Linked DNA regions of Homo sapiens: all the other regions are linked to region 3. A link is a contact called in ENCODE Hi-C or POLR2A ChIA-PET data. All regions are on one chromosome and are shown on one strand. The core of a region is the stretch at or near the end of the contact, and the rest is flanking DNA. Distances in the headings are between cores, read along the strand shown.

What was found. Hi-C counts contacts between places; a loop is a spot of excess contacts on that map. ChIA-PET counts read pairs that join two places held with the same protein, here RNA polymerase II (POLR2A). Pooled maps may share reads with other maps.
Region 1: a map of B cell shows a loop between it and region 3 (10-fold over the local background). The contact joins the promoter of ACAA1 here to the promoter of SLC25A38 in region 3. A Hi-C loop is called at or near these places in 3 of 168 maps with a recorded cell type or tissue (B cell, PC-3 and naive thymus-derived CD4-positive, alpha-beta T cell), 4 of 37 single-sample maps with no recorded cell type and 14 of 50 pooled maps.
Region 2: a loop to region 3 is called in a map of CD8-positive, alpha-beta T cell, with 10 times the contacts of the local background. The contact joins the promoter of RPL14 here to the promoter of SLC25A38 in region 3. A Hi-C loop is called at or near these places in 10 of 168 maps with a recorded cell type or tissue (CD4-positive, alpha-beta T cell, CD4-positive, alpha-beta memory T cell, CD8-positive, alpha-beta T cell and 6 more), 1 of 37 single-sample maps with no recorded cell type and 19 of 50 pooled maps. POLR2A ChIA-PET finds 5 or more read pairs at or near these places in 1 of 52 experiments (activated CD4-positive, alpha-beta T cell).
Region 4: a pooled map shows a loop between it and region 3 (8-fold over the local background). The contact joins the promoter of DLEC1 here to the promoter of SLC25A38 in region 3. A Hi-C loop is called at or near these places in 3 of 168 maps with a recorded cell type or tissue (B cell, CD8-positive, alpha-beta T cell and naive thymus-derived CD4-positive, alpha-beta T cell), 1 of 37 single-sample maps with no recorded cell type and 12 of 50 pooled maps.
Region 5: a map of B cell shows a loop between it and region 3 (6-fold over the local background). The contact joins the promoter of VILL here to the promoter of SLC25A38 in region 3. A Hi-C loop is called at or near these places in 3 of 168 maps with a recorded cell type or tissue (B cell, CD4-positive, alpha-beta T cell and naive thymus-derived CD4-positive, alpha-beta T cell), 2 of 37 single-sample maps with no recorded cell type and 9 of 50 pooled maps.

Annotation. Positions count from the first base shown.
Region 1 is chr3:38,135,798-38,138,497 of GRCh38, reverse strand. ACAA1 (acetyl-CoA acyltransferase 1) reads left to right here and starts at 1,371. Exons shown (of 12, transcript NM_001607.4): 1 at 1,371-1,633; 2 at 1,813-1,906. The coding sequence starts at 1,463. RefSeq lists enhancers at 1-153, 1-256.
Region 2 is chr3:40,455,950-40,458,649 of GRCh38, reverse strand. RPL14 (ribosomal protein L14) reads right to left here and starts at 1,311. Exons shown (of 6, transcript NM_001034996.3): 1 at 1,176-1,311; 2 at 659-760; 3 at 1-8. The coding sequence starts at 1,178. RefSeq lists a silencer at 1,026-1,075 and an enhancer at 1,218-1,512.
Region 3 is chr3:39,381,997-39,384,696 of GRCh38, reverse strand. It overlaps SLC25A38 (solute carrier family 25 member 38), which reads right to left and starts at 1,327. Exons shown (of 7, transcript NM_017875.4): 1 at 904-1,327. The coding sequence starts at 972. It overlaps LOC105377644 (a long non-coding RNA gene), which reads left to right and starts at 372. Exons shown (of 3, transcript XR_007096252.1): 1 at 372-456; 2 at 1,653-1,744. RefSeq lists enhancers at 119-188, 659-708, 719-818, 839-1,018 and a silencer at 279-428.
Region 4 is chr3:38,037,958-38,040,657 of GRCh38, reverse strand. It overlaps DLEC1 (DLEC1 cilia and flagella associated protein), which reads right to left and starts at 1,450. Exons shown (of 37, transcript NM_007335.4): 1 at 1,022-1,450. The coding sequence starts at 1,432. RefSeq lists enhancers at 656-885, 1,176-1,385.
Region 5 is chr3:37,989,483-37,992,182 of GRCh38, reverse strand. It overlaps VILL (villin like), which reads right to left and starts at 1,397. Exons shown (of 20, transcript NM_015873.4): 1 at 1,354-1,397.

The sequences.
Region 1 (2,700 bases), core at 122-2,621, 1.2 Mb after region 3:
GGCGTAAGAAGTAGGAATCTGCCTTTTGAGATCTGGAGAGGTCCACGGCACCGCCCTCGAGGGTCTGGTGATGGTGCTAGTAGGTTGGCGGCGGAGTGAGGACGACCCTCCTTCGGGGGTTGTAGGAAACGGGCCTTGCTTTTTGGGATCTGGTGGAGCCACAGTTCTTCCACGGAGGAATCTGAGGGGTTCATACGGTCCTGCCCTCGAGGATGGCGAGGAGGGGACAAGTGGGAAGGCACCAGCTCTGCCCTCCACTGTCTCTGGGGAACACGCAATCCTGCCAGTAGGGGTATGGGAAGACCCCTGCTGTGCTCCCCGAGGTGGGAGTGGGAAACGGACAGCTGCCTTCTGGAGCCTGAGGCATGCCGTGGCCCTGCCCTCGAAATGGTTGGGGACGTCATGACACTAGGTTGGGGAGCACAAGGCACCCTGTCCTTTGGTGTCTGTGGAAAGCCCAGCACTACTCTCCAGGGTCTCAGGTGAAGACATGGCCCTGCTATTGGGAGTCAAGGGGGCACGTGGCCTTGCCCTTTAGGTTTAGGGACACAGTCCTGACCTGGGGAGCCCTGGTTCATTCATTTACTCATTCGACAAGTACTTATTGATCATCTACTAAGTGTCAAGGGTGTCGCAGGCTCCCCGGATACATGGTACCTCTCTGCCTTGGTGGAGACCCCAGCCTAGCACGGGAAATGGGCACTAATAAAATCATTCCAATTGGGTGTAAAACTGGTAAAAGTGTGAAATGTTCATTCTCCAGTTAGAGAGCTTGTCACACCCCGCATGTCTGTAAAATCTGTTCTCCCGGCCAGCCCGGAAGCCCAAATTCCCTGTCTTCTCGAAAGAATGGGAAAGCCCAACCACGTCGGAGCAGGACTCGGGCGTCTCGGAAGTATTTAGGTCCCCCAGCTCGGGTACTGGGACCGGAGGGATAGCAGAGCCTCCTAGGAAGTGGGTAGAGGAATTAGAGCCTCGGCTTCCATCTCCAGCCCCCAAGCAGTAAGCGGTCCTGGCTGCCCAGCCTTCCGTTTGGCTGCGGGCAGGAGACAGGGATTTGGGGGTCAGGTCTCGGGTTTGGCTACAAAAGGTGGAAAGACTTCCGGTCTGCATTTCTGGGCGGGGATTCGTAAAGATACACCTTCTGGTTGGCTGCGGTAGGCCAAGGTAGGCGGGGCATTGAGTGGAAAGCTCGGCTGGGCGGTGCCTGTGGGCCCTCCTATAGAGGGCTTGGTAGGCGGTGGCGGGGAGGGGCGGGTTCCCAGGCCGACTCTCCTTGTGGTTGGCTGAGGCTGGAGGTGGACGGGACTTTTGGAGGGTCGCTCGCGTCTGTTCGCAGAGCTGTGGGCGGAGTTGAGGCCTTGGAGGCTGAGATGTGGTTCTGCGCGTGTGCGGACGGCTGTCTGTTAACTCCGCGGTCAGTTCCCGGACTGGTGGCTGGTCTGCAGGGTTGACCTGCGCAATGCAGAGGCTGCAGGTAGTGCTGGGCCACCTGAGGGGTCCGGCCGATTCCGGCTGGATGCCGCAGGCCGCGCCTTGCCTGAGCGGTGCCCCGCAGGCCTCGGCCGCGGACGTGGTGGTGGTGCACGGGCGGCGCACGGCCATCTGCCGGGCGGGCCGCGGCGGCTTCAAGGTGAGGCCCGAGGGTCTGGGCGCCGAGTGTGGGAAGACGCCGGCGCGGGCTGGGGTCCGGTTCGTATGTTTGGTTATCCTGGACGCCGGAGGCAGCTCCGCACCCAGCTGTGGTCGCTTTGTCTCCCTGGGGTGGGCATGGGGGAGTGGGGGTCACTGCGGCTGCTCTTTCTGCTGCAGGACACCACCCCCGACGAGCTTCTCTCGGCAGTCATGACCGCGGTTCTCAAGGACGTGAATCTGAGGCCGGAACAGCTGGGGGACATCTGTGTCGGTGAGCGAACCACTCAGGCCCTGCGCTGGGCCTTCCCCGTTCTTCCGTTCGTCCAGAGCTCTCCTCACCTCCCCGCCCCGAATTTTCACTGGGGGAACCTCCATGGCCTTGACCTTTGAAGGGGTCCTGCCCCTTCACACCTGTGGGTATTTCTCGTCAGATGGGAGGAGAGACTGAGAAAAGAAATAAGACGCAGAGACAAAGTGTAGAGTGGGCCCAGGTGACCGGCATCGGTCTCCGAGTTCCCTCAGTATTTATTGATTACTATTTTCACTATCTCGGCAAGGGGAGTGCGGCAGTGTGGGGGAAAGGAAGAGAGATCAGACTGTTACTGTGTCTGTGTAGAAAAGGAAGACAGAAGAAACTCCATTTTGATCTGTACTAAGAAAAATTTTTCTGCCTTGAGATGCTGTTAATCTGTAGCCTTAGCCCCAACCCTGTGCTCACAGAAACATGTGCTGTATTGAATCAAGGTTTGAGGGATTTAGGGCTGTGCAGGATGTGGCTTGTTAACCATTTGTTTGCAGGCAGTATGCTTGGTAAAAGTCATCGCCATTCTCCATTCTCGATTAACCAGGTACACAGTGCACTGCGAAAGGCCGCAGGGACCTCTGCCCAAGAAAGCCTGGGTATTGTCCAGGTTTCCCCCCACTGAGATTGTCTGAGATATGGCCTAGTGGGAAGGGAAAGACCTTACAGTCCCCCAGCCCGACACCCGTAAAGGGTCTGTGCTGAGGAGTATTAGTAAAAGAGGAAGGCCTCTTTGCAGACACCCGTAAAGGGTCGGTGCTGAG
Region 2 (2,700 bases), core at 62-2,561, 1.1 Mb before region 3:
ACCAAAGCCTAGAACACAAACATCAAGAACTTCAGTGCAAAATCTAACAGCAATTAAAATGGTCAGATGGTTCTGTAACATTACTTATCCGTTCAGGGCCATCAAACCCACACTACTATTTTAATAAATTGCTCAGAAAAGACAAGGATTGTCCTATCTGGGTTATATATATGTATGTCTTTTGCTCAACACAAACATTTCTCCACATCATTAAATGCTCCTTCTTAAACTATATAGTACCCCATAGAAACCAACCACATGTAATTTACAGGCAACTTTAGGACTCTGATCCCTGCTGATTTATAGTCAGTGGTCAACTCCTTAGTTTGCTTGTTTCAAATACACAGCAGTAAATACAAAAGTGCTTTCTACGTGCTGGATCTGTTCTAAACTCACTTTACGTATAGTAACTCATTTAAAACTAACCAACGTTTCAGCCTATAACTGGCTCTAGCTTAAGTGGCTAATACTGAAATTCAATACTAATAGCTAACTTCAGGCTGTGCTTAAAACCCGTACCATTACCTGTTTCCTCAATGGTAAAATAAAGCGACTACCCATAGCATCCTCATCTTACACAGCCATCGAGACAATTCATTATTGCCATCTGCAGGGCACATGTCCACTGCCATGTTTAGTAAAAAGTTGTGACACTTACCCTGTTCTGATCAATAACATCTACAATCGCGACCAATTTTCCGGCATGAGGTCCAAAGGAGACATAGGCCACCCGGCCAACCTCCACGAAGCGCCTGAACACCTAAAATTGGAGGAGAAAGGACAGTGAAACTTACTTAGAAATACTCGCTACATATGTCACCTTCTGCAGCTAAAGACAACATGGTTAAATTCAGCGAAAAAGAATGCTGCAGGGAACAAACGCCCGAGAGCCAGGCGCCAACCTGGATGGACGAAATCAGCAAACGCCTCAGTAGCTTAAGCCCGGTTCCCAACGCCCGCCAGCTCCCAGGTCCGCAAGGCCCACACGGCAGGACAAGGCTCTCGGACCACGAGCCGCATCAGCCATCCAGCTCCAGCGGCGGAGGCGCGCACGCGTGGCCCAAGGCGCGCCAGGCCTGCCGGGCCCTCCACGCGCTCGCCAGCGGCGAGTCCGGGAAGGGCGCGAGTCCGGGAAGGGCCCGATTCCGCTGCACAGCCGGCCCGGGGACCCTCACCATGCGCTTCCCGGGACCCTCTGGGAGCCGTTTGGCGCCTCAGCTTCCCAGCGGAGGTGGAGGTCGAGCGGCATGGTCGACGGCCCCGGAGCCCGCAACAGTAAGACTCACCATGTTGGCGGCGTTAGGCGAGAAGGAAGAAGACCCGCCCAACCCTGCGCATGTGTAGAAGAACGCACCGCCCCTGCGGTAACGAGTCACCGACGTGAGCACCGATTGGTTGGTGCGTGCGTGCGTGCGTGCGTACGCACGCGCTCGCAAGCTCACTGGGAAAACATGGCGGAGTCGGCTGGCGTTAAGTTGCTTTTTGGCAAAGTTGGGCGGCGAGATTGTTTTTGGTGATTTGGATTAGAAAGCTGCAGGAGGGTCATCGCTTAGTAATTTAGGGTTAAGAGTACAGAAGCTATGTCTTCCGTTGGTCGCATGCCATTTGAGTTCCTTTTTATTTCCTCGAGTTTTATTTGTTGGTTATTCATGGCTAGGTCTGTTCGCTCCTCACGTTCTCTCCTAATCTCAGTAACTTTGTTAACCTTTCATTTTCAAGTAATTCACAGTTACAGAAATATTGCTAAACTAGTACAAATAATTCCCACAAACCCTTCTAGATTCCACAAATGTTAACGTTTTGCATGTGCTATATCATTTGAAAGGAAATTGCCGACATGATGTCCTTCTATCGCTACATTTTTTTTTTTTTAAAGACGGAGTCTCGGTCTGTTGCCCAGGTTGGAGTGCAGTGGCGGGGGCTTGGCTCACCGCAACCTCCGCCTCCCGGGTTCAAGTGATTCTCCAGCCTCAGCCTCCCAAGTAGCCGGGACTACAGGCGCGCGCCACCATGGCCGGCTAATTTTTTTGCATTTTTAGTAGAGACAGGGTTTCACTATGTTGGCCAGGCTGGTCTCGAACTCCTGACCTCGTGATCTGCCTCCCTCAGCTTCCTAAAGTGCTGGGATTACAGGCGTGAGCCGCCGTGCCTGGCGTTACATTCTTTTATAGAGACAGGGTCTCCCTCAGTCGCTCAGGCTGGAGTGCAGTGGCGCGATCATGGTTCCCTGCAGCCTCTAACTTCTGAGTGAAGACGATCCTCTCGTCTCGGCCTTCCAAAGTGTTGGGATTACCGGCGTGAGCCACCATGCCCAGCCTATCTATACGTTCTTAAAATGTGTATTTCCTAACAACAGAGAGATTCTCTTATGTCATCAGTACACTTATCAAAATCAGGAAATTGATATTGCAATAGTACTATTATCTAACCTTCAGTCCTTATTCAAATTTATAAGTTGTTGCTCCTATGTTCCTTGGAGCAAATGGGAAAAAAAATTGTTTTTCCAGGCTCTTGATCTAATGGAGGATTACAAATTGCAATTATTTATCAGGTCTCTAGTCTTTAACTGATAGTTTTAGATTTAACTGTTAAATTTGTAACATGGGTTTGTTGGAGTTTTCCTCATTGGATTCAGATAGTGAATTTTTGGTAGAAATGCTATGTCCTTGGTGCATCACATCAGAATACATTCTCTCTCTC
Region 3 (2,700 bases), core at 78-2,577:
GTAGCACATAAGAGTACAAACTGGATCCACAAGCAATTCCTACTGCCCTGAAAAAACTATCCTAAGTCCAATTCACATCTGGAGGCGAGGGCTGGAGAGCCCTGAAAAAGGTAAGCAGGTTTTCAAAGACGTCAACGTAAAGTCGCCACCGCCGCCGTCTCCGCCTTTAAGGATTAAAAAAAAAAATAAAAGCCGCCCCTACCTCGGGCGCAAGACCTCAGAGGGAGAGCTGCGGCAGCTGCAGTGGCCTCAGGCCTTTAGCGTCTAAAGACTGGTTGCACCCCGACTCCACCTACCGGGCAACCACGCCGCCAGCCCCGCCTCCGCCTCCACCAATAGCGGCCCGGCGGCCCGGGCACGATGACCAATCGAACGCCGGAGGAGGCGTGGCGTCGCTGGGGGACCACGCGCCGTCCCAACAGGCTGGAAGGGTGCCGCCACGACTGGCCCCTCCAGGTAGGCCGCCGCCCGCGGGCGCACAGCGCTACCCGGCCAGCTCGCTGCGGCATCAACGGCTTCTCAGCGTCAGCGCTATTATCAGGCCTTGTGACCGTCCCAAATCTGCCCGGGTGCCCTTCCACCTGGCAGCCTACTCGCACCTTGTGGGGGCCGCGCGGGCACACTCCCCGGCACGCGTCCAGTCCAGGCCCCGGCAATTCCGCCCTTTACCGGGACATCGGCCCTACAGCGCCTGCCCCCAGGGCTGGCCTGCAGCTCCTGGCCTCTCCTCACTCCCTGCCCCCTTCTCAATTCCCTTAGTCAGACTCCTCTCCCGCCGCATCCTAAATCCTGAGCGCACCCTGGGGCGCGGAAAAGGGTAGCCGAGCCTTAGCAACGCCCCGAATTCTCCGGCCCGAGCCCGCGGTTCGGACCCCTGCCCTTCCTTCCCCGCAGTGCCCTCACCATAAGCGTTTCCACCGTGTCTCCGACATCTTGGGGTTGCAGCAGCGACGGACGTGAGTTCTGAATCATTGGAGATGAGGCCCGCGAGTCCTCTGGGCCCAGGGTGCCGTCGACGGGCGCTTGGGCCCAGCCCTGGAGGCCTTGAAGAAGGCTAGGGGGTGGCGCTAGCCAGGCGACGCGCTTTAAGCCGCGGGCTCTCTGACGTCTGCGCCTATAAGCACGCAGCCGCCGGGGTTCGGATCCTGCTAGTCCAGGGGCTGCGGGCGCGGAACAATCTTGCTGCGGGAATTACGCGCCGCTCTTCACCCGCGCCGCAGACTCCGCGGCTCTGCTCTCCTGCCCATCCTGCCCTGCTGCAGGCTTCAGCACCGTAGGAGATGAGGTTCTGTGTATCCCGGGGTGGAGGAAGCGCCGGAGGAACTCTGTAGAAGGGGAGATTTCGCTTCCGGGTGGGACGCTTGTCACGTGAGGGTGTTCTGAGTGCCACCTGGTGAAAACGCCCAGAACTGAAGGATCCGCGCTTCCTTGCACCCAGAACTTAATGGAGCGTCTGCAGGGAACTTTGCTTTTGCGTGGAACGTCTGAACGTATTTACAATCCAGACCTGGTCTGCCCAGTAAGGCAGCCACTAGCCAACGTGGGCTATTGATTTATTAATTGATACATTAATTTTAATTATATTAAAACAAGCAGTGTGGAATGCTTTCTCCTTAAACAGGCGTTTTTTTGTTTTGTTGTTTTTTTTTCAGGACCATATTTCCCTTTAAATGCTGAAAATTTAGTGTGGAATTGATATGTACTGTATGCATAAACCACACGCTGGATGTCTAAGACTGGTGAGGTAAAATCTCAATAATTTTTATATGTTGAAATGATATTTTGGATATATTGGGTTAGGTGAAATATTAAAATTAACTTCAGGCCGGGGGCAGTGGCCCAGGCCTGTAATCTCAGCACTTTGTGAGGCCTAGTCTGGAGGATTGCTTGAGGGAGCCAAGGAGTTGGAGACCAGCGTGGACGACAAAGCAAGACCCCGTCTCTAAAACAAATAATAATAACTTCATGTGTTTCTTTTTAAATGTGGCTAGTAAAACATTTAAACTTTAACATGTGGCTCCCATTACATTTCTGTAGGACAGCGCTGGTCTAGTTGGTCAAAATTCTGGTTTATTGCTCACCTGGAATCTGTCAATGGCTTTTTTGGTCTCCCAACTTCCCCTTATGCCTGTCTGGCTGATCCATGGAAAAGCATTACTGCTGGGATCCTGACACTCCTGTTGAAAATGCAGTGGCCCTGGTAATAAAGTCCAAGCTTTTCATAGCAACCTTCGCTACTTTCCACCTTCATTCATCACCCAAGAACTAGATCAGAAAGGAAAGTGACTTAGGGAGCAAGATAATATTTTTTCAGGCTTCATTCCTGTGCTTCTGAGGTACATAGAACAGGAAGGAAAGTGGTCCCAGAGGAGGTTATTCCCAGAAAGGATTAAGGAAAGTATAAACATTAAAAAAAAAAAAAAAATTACAGGCCGGGTGCGGTGGCTCACGCCTGTAATCCCAGCACTTTGGGAGGCCGAGGCGAGCCGATCACGAGGTCAGGAGATCGAGACCATCCTGGCTAACATGGTGAAATCCCGTCTCTGCTAAAAATATAGCCGGGTGTGGTGGCAGGCGCCTGTAGTCCCAGCTACTCGGGAGGCTGAAGCAGGAGAATGGCGTGAACCCAGGAAGTGGAGCTTGCAGTGGGCCGAGATCGTGCCACTGCACTGCAGCCTGGGCGACAGAGCGAGACTCCAT
Region 4 (2,700 bases), core at 201-2,700, 1.3 Mb after region 3:
TCTGAAGTTCAAGGGCAAGGTCTGGCTGGGTAGGCTGAAGTCTTAGCAGAGTGAATGTGGTGACCCACGAATCACAGAGTACAGGATCCCAGCCAGGGGCTCTGGCTGCACTTTAAGAAGCCTATAACCCGTGGAGGCGGCGAGACTGGTCCTGTAAGTATCTCACATACTGTATAGGTATTCATTTTGTTAATGTCTATCTACCTCAGTTAGGTTGAAAGCTACAGAGGACAGGTTGCGTGTGTGAGTGTGGGTGTGCCCGAACACTGGCGTTTTTATTCACTGCTGAATCCCCACTGCCTAGAACAGAGTATGACACCCAGCAGACATTCAACAAATGTGTTAAGTGAAGGAATGACTGAAGCTAACGACGTGGGATGCATGTCACTTAAGGGGCAGGTAGAGGACAGAACAGAAAGGAGAAGAAGAAGATCTGAGAGGCAGGAAGCACACCGGGGTAAAGGATCGGGTATGGGAGGAGTGCCCACAAGTTTAAGGGAGTCTTCAGTAGTGTGGCCAGCAGAGGCCGACTCAGCACAGAGGCCGCGAGTCAGCTGGTTTTCTCCTTGTACAGATGAGGAAGCAGAGTTGCTGTTCTAGAGGCTAGACACGCTTCCTAAAATCTGCGCATGAATGGCCCAGTCAAGATTGTGGTTTGTGATACAAAGGCACCCCAAAGCCGGGTGACTTTTGGCTTTATCCTCTCCATGGAACAACTATTCAGCGGTCTGCCGCAGTCGTTCATTGATATATGCAATATATAACGTATGTGTCTAGAGAAATATAGACAGGTGCTACAGATATATGCCGCACGTTGTGTGGTATGTGTGGTATTTGCGCATGTGTGTGTATGGATAGAGCGTCCTTCCACTAGAATGTCGGGCCCACTTCGGCATGATGGGCTGTTTCTCAACTGCAGCCCCAGATCCTGGAACAGCGCCTGGCACCTGGCAGGTGCTGACGCGTGCCGAGCGCTGAGACCCCGGCACCGTCCGCAGACGCGACGCCACCGCCACGTTACCTGCTGCAGCTGGTCCACGAACTCCTCGTGGCGCTCATTCTCGCTGCCGCGGGCCTTGATCAAGCTTGCGCTCACTTCGTCGCCGATGACCTCGGCTGAGTACAAGTTGCGGAAGACGCCGGTGAGCAAGTGCGAGATATCTTGGGTGCGCAGCGAGGAGGGGCGCAGACGAAGCAGCTGAGGCTCGGGACGCTGCGCCAGCGCAAGCTGCGTGAGGCGGCGGGGCCGGGCTGCGAAGCTGTAGTGGAAGGCCTCAGAGTAGGCGAGGGAGGAATACAAGGAGGACTTCCAGGTGGGCTGGCTGGGGCTGCTGGACCCGGCTGGTGGCGAAGTTGGCGCCCACATTGTCCCCTGGCACTCGTTGGTCCGGGACGCTAAAGACCTCCGCGTTTTGGAGCTCCTGGTCTCCATGGCAACCGAGACGCCGCTAACTCCCTGCGGCACTTCGGCTTCCGGCCTCACCCCTTCCGCCTTGCCTTTCTCTCGGATCCCGTCATCGCTGTGGTCATTGTAAACATTTGTGTCTTCAGCATTGTCCTTTTAAAAGTGAGCTTACTAAGTGTGAGGACCCATGAAGAAAGGTTTAATTGACACAGCCAGGCCTATCTGCAAAACCTTGTACCTAACTACCTACCTTCATCCATTCTTTAATTTGTTAAGCAACTGTTCATTCACTCATCATATTTATTGTGTAAAGATTGTGTTTCAGGTCTGTGCTGATTGCTGAAGATACCAAAGAAGTATGATGCTGCTTCTGCCTTCAGGAAGTGCACAGTCGTGTATGTGTGTGTTTGTGATGATGGCGGTGGGTGTGGAGGTAAAAGTAAAACAACTGTACTTTAGTGGGTTAAGGCCAAGGTGGAGATAAATATTGGTTGTCATGGAACTACAAAGGAGGACAGGAACTTAGTCTGTAGAAGGAGCGATTACTTCTTGGAACAAATGAAAACCAAGCAGAGATTTCAAAGAAGGAGTAGACTGAACATCATTAGTCATCAAAGAAGTGGAAATTAAAACCACAATGCAGTACTACAGTTAGTAGAATGACAAAAAACAAAAAAGTACCTAAATAAGAGCGTGTGTGTGGTGGCTCACACCTGTAATCCCAACACTTTGGGAGGCTGAGGCACGAGGATCACTTGAAGCCAGGAGTTTGAGACCAGCCTGGGCAACATAGGGAGACCCCATCTTTACAAAATATTTAAAAATGTGGGAAGGACGGAATGAAATTCAGGAGGAGTGGAACTTAAAGAGTGTGAGGGTGGAGGAATGACACTGATAGGTTAGGGCCAGATCATAAGTGGGTTGGTAGGCCACAATAGGGAATTTGGACTTTATTTTGAGGGCAGTAGGAGGTTCATCAAGGGTCTTAAGCTGGGGCATGTCATGGTCAGCTCTGTTTTACTAAGATCATTCTGATTGCTATGAGAATAGACAGGAGAGGCAAGAGGCATCAGGAAGTTCAGTTAGGAAACTAGCACAGAAGTTAGGAAAGAGATGAAGGGAGATTGGATGAGAGAGAGGGAACTGGATTGGAGATAGATCCAAAAAGTAGAATTGATAAGACTTGCTGGTGGATAATGGGAGGTAAGAAACAGGCACCAAGAATGACTCCCAGGTATCCTGTGTGTGCAATCAGGGGGGTGATGACAGCATCACTGAGATGGAAAAGAGGACTG
Region 5 (2,700 bases), core at 148-2,647, 1.4 Mb after region 3:
CTGTAGCTCATGGAAGAGTACAACATGGTGACAGAGTGCCAGAAAGACTACTGGATGGCCTCAGAACAGTGTCAACCAGGGCACATGGGGGACTGGAAAGTCAAACTGGCAGCCAAAAAGTTGGGACTCGGCTGGTGTCACTGGGAGAGGCAGCATCGCCCCCAGGGGTCCGGGAGCCCGTCTGATATCCAGCCCCAGCCCGTAGAGCCAAGCCCTCAGCTGCCAGGGCTGAGGTCGCACTCGCATGGCACCTGTGTTCATTCTCTTTCACCTGGACTCCAGGGAGGAATGGGTGCTCAAAGATTGGGGGCCTCCTCCCTCCCCACAGTGCCACCTCCAGCCTCCCAAGCCCTCCTGCCCTCTTTCCTCAGGGGAACCCCCCACAGTGCCCCCTCCAGCCTCCCAAACCCTCCTGCCCTCTTTCCTCTGGGGAACTCCCTTTCACCACCTTCCCAAGTGGGAACCCTCCTATCCCTGGTCCTCTCCCTTCTCCTAGAAGCCCTCCTTCTCTTCCCTGGGGGTGCACTTCCTCCACTCAGGGCCCCTTTCTCTTCCGGATGCCCAATTCCTTCCCTGGTTTCCCTTTCTCTCCCCATGCCCCACGCCTCCGCTTTTCCAGGGTTTCCCTCTGTCCCCACTGGGTGCCCCTGCCTCCCCCTGGTTCTTCTTTCTCCCCTCTGATTTCCCCTCTCCCCTGGGATCCTTCCCTTTTTCTCCCATTTTTCCTCCCCAGGCACCTCCTCCTTTCCTGGTTCCCTGTCTTCCCCTACACCCCTCCCTCTCTCCCTCCCCACCCTCCTCCCCAGGTCTTTCCTTCTCTTCCCCAGGCTCCCCTCTCTTTCCCGGGGCACTCCCTACCCGCTTCACACACCCCCTCTTCTCTCCCCCTGCCCCTCGTGTCCCTGGGTGCCTCCTCTCTCCTCGCTTTCTCCCTCCTCCAGTGCCTCTTTCTCTCCCTACAGGAGCCCTTCCTTCTTTTGTGGGTACCTTTGAAGGGAGCCCGAGATTACCTTGCTCAGTTTCCATGGAGCAGGGAGTGGTGCCGCCCTCTAGAGTGAGGGGAAAGGAGGATGGGGCCAGGGTTGGGGGCAGGCACACTGAATTTGTGGGCCACGGACTTCCCTGCCCATCTACAAAATCTGCCACTTTCTTCCCCTTGGGCTGCCGGCCACAGCTGCCCTGCCCCATCAGTGTTTTCACCTGCTGGGCTGCTGCCGCCTCCCAATTCTGCCGCGGAGGCTCTGTGGCCCTGAGCCCTGGGACCCTATGCTCTATGCCCTTGACTTGAATAGCCCACTCTGCCCCACTGGTTCCCTGGAAACCCCCGCCCCCCAACTCTCTGCCCAGGCCTACCTGCTGGAAACTGCTCCCGCGCCTTCGCCCTGCCTGTGGGCAGTGCTAGGCCTGGCACGGGGCCAGTCTCTGCCTCCCTACTCCTGGTCCCCACCACTGTAACTCAATCCTAGCTCCTGCCCTGCAGGACACACCCCACCACACAGTGCTCAGCGGGCTAGGCATTCACTTAGTCAGCCAGTCAACAAATATCGAGCAAGCCGTCGGGACCAGCGCCCTCCCCAGGGCTATGGTTAAGTCTCCCAGGTCTCACTGCCTGGGTACCAGTGGCCAGAGAGAGCAGGGGATGGAGGCCTGGACTGGGCTAAGAGGTGGGGTGTGGAAGATACTGGGATTTCCTTCTCTGGAGTACTAGATGGGCCCCTGATCCCTCACCCGGAGTGGTGGGCTCCGCCTGGACCAAGAGGGCCAGGCCACTCCAGCAAACTTTAGGAGGAAGTAGGACCAAGGCTGGGGGCTGTGGGGTCAGGCTCTGTGAGACCCAGCTCACTTCAGGAGGGGAAGGTGGTCAGGGCTCCCTCTAGATATTTCTGCTGTCCCTACCCAAATGTGAGCTCACTGCCTGGCACAGCCCTCCTCAGGGAACCCTGATACCCATCATGGGAGAGGCCAGTCCAGCTCTTGCAGCGAAGACACCTCTCCCTCACCTCAGCTGCCACTCCACTGCCACTCTCTCTCTCTCACTGTGGGGTGGAGGGGCTGCAAACAGAGCCTTCCAGAAACTCCAGGGGCACAACCTCCTCTTGGCGGCTTAGGGCCTCAGTCCCAGCCAAGGCCCAGCCAGCGTGGGCCATCCCATCAAAGCCACGCTGCTAAAGCCTGCCCACTGCCCAAGACCCTCTCCCTGTGTTCAGTCTTCACCCCACAAAGGTCTCTGTTACAGGGGTCTGGGGACTTGGGGACTCGGGGGCAGTCTGTGTCCAGCAAGACCTACAGCTAGTGTGTGACTGTGTTTAACAGACACAATGCAGGGTCCCTGTGTGTGAAGGGATGCCTGTGTCACAGGCATTTGGCTCGTCCCCATGTGTGCCATTGCCTGTCCGACCTCATGTGTGTGCCTGTATCCTGGCATGTCTGTCTGATCCCCACTTGGGACAGGGACCCTGTCTGTGACAGTGGCAGTGTGTCCACTGTACCTGTGCATACCCGTTTCCCTGTCCCTTTTTGTCTCTGTGCCCAGGAAGACTCTGTGTCCTCACTTCTTCCCACCGACTCTTCCCCCATCTCCCCTCAGCCCACCCGCTCTGTTTGTTCTTGAATTCCCTGGCAATGGCTCTTTCCTAAGTCACCAATGCCCGCTGTCAACCAAGCGGCAGTCAGTTCAGTCACCATTGTTCCTTCCCCTCT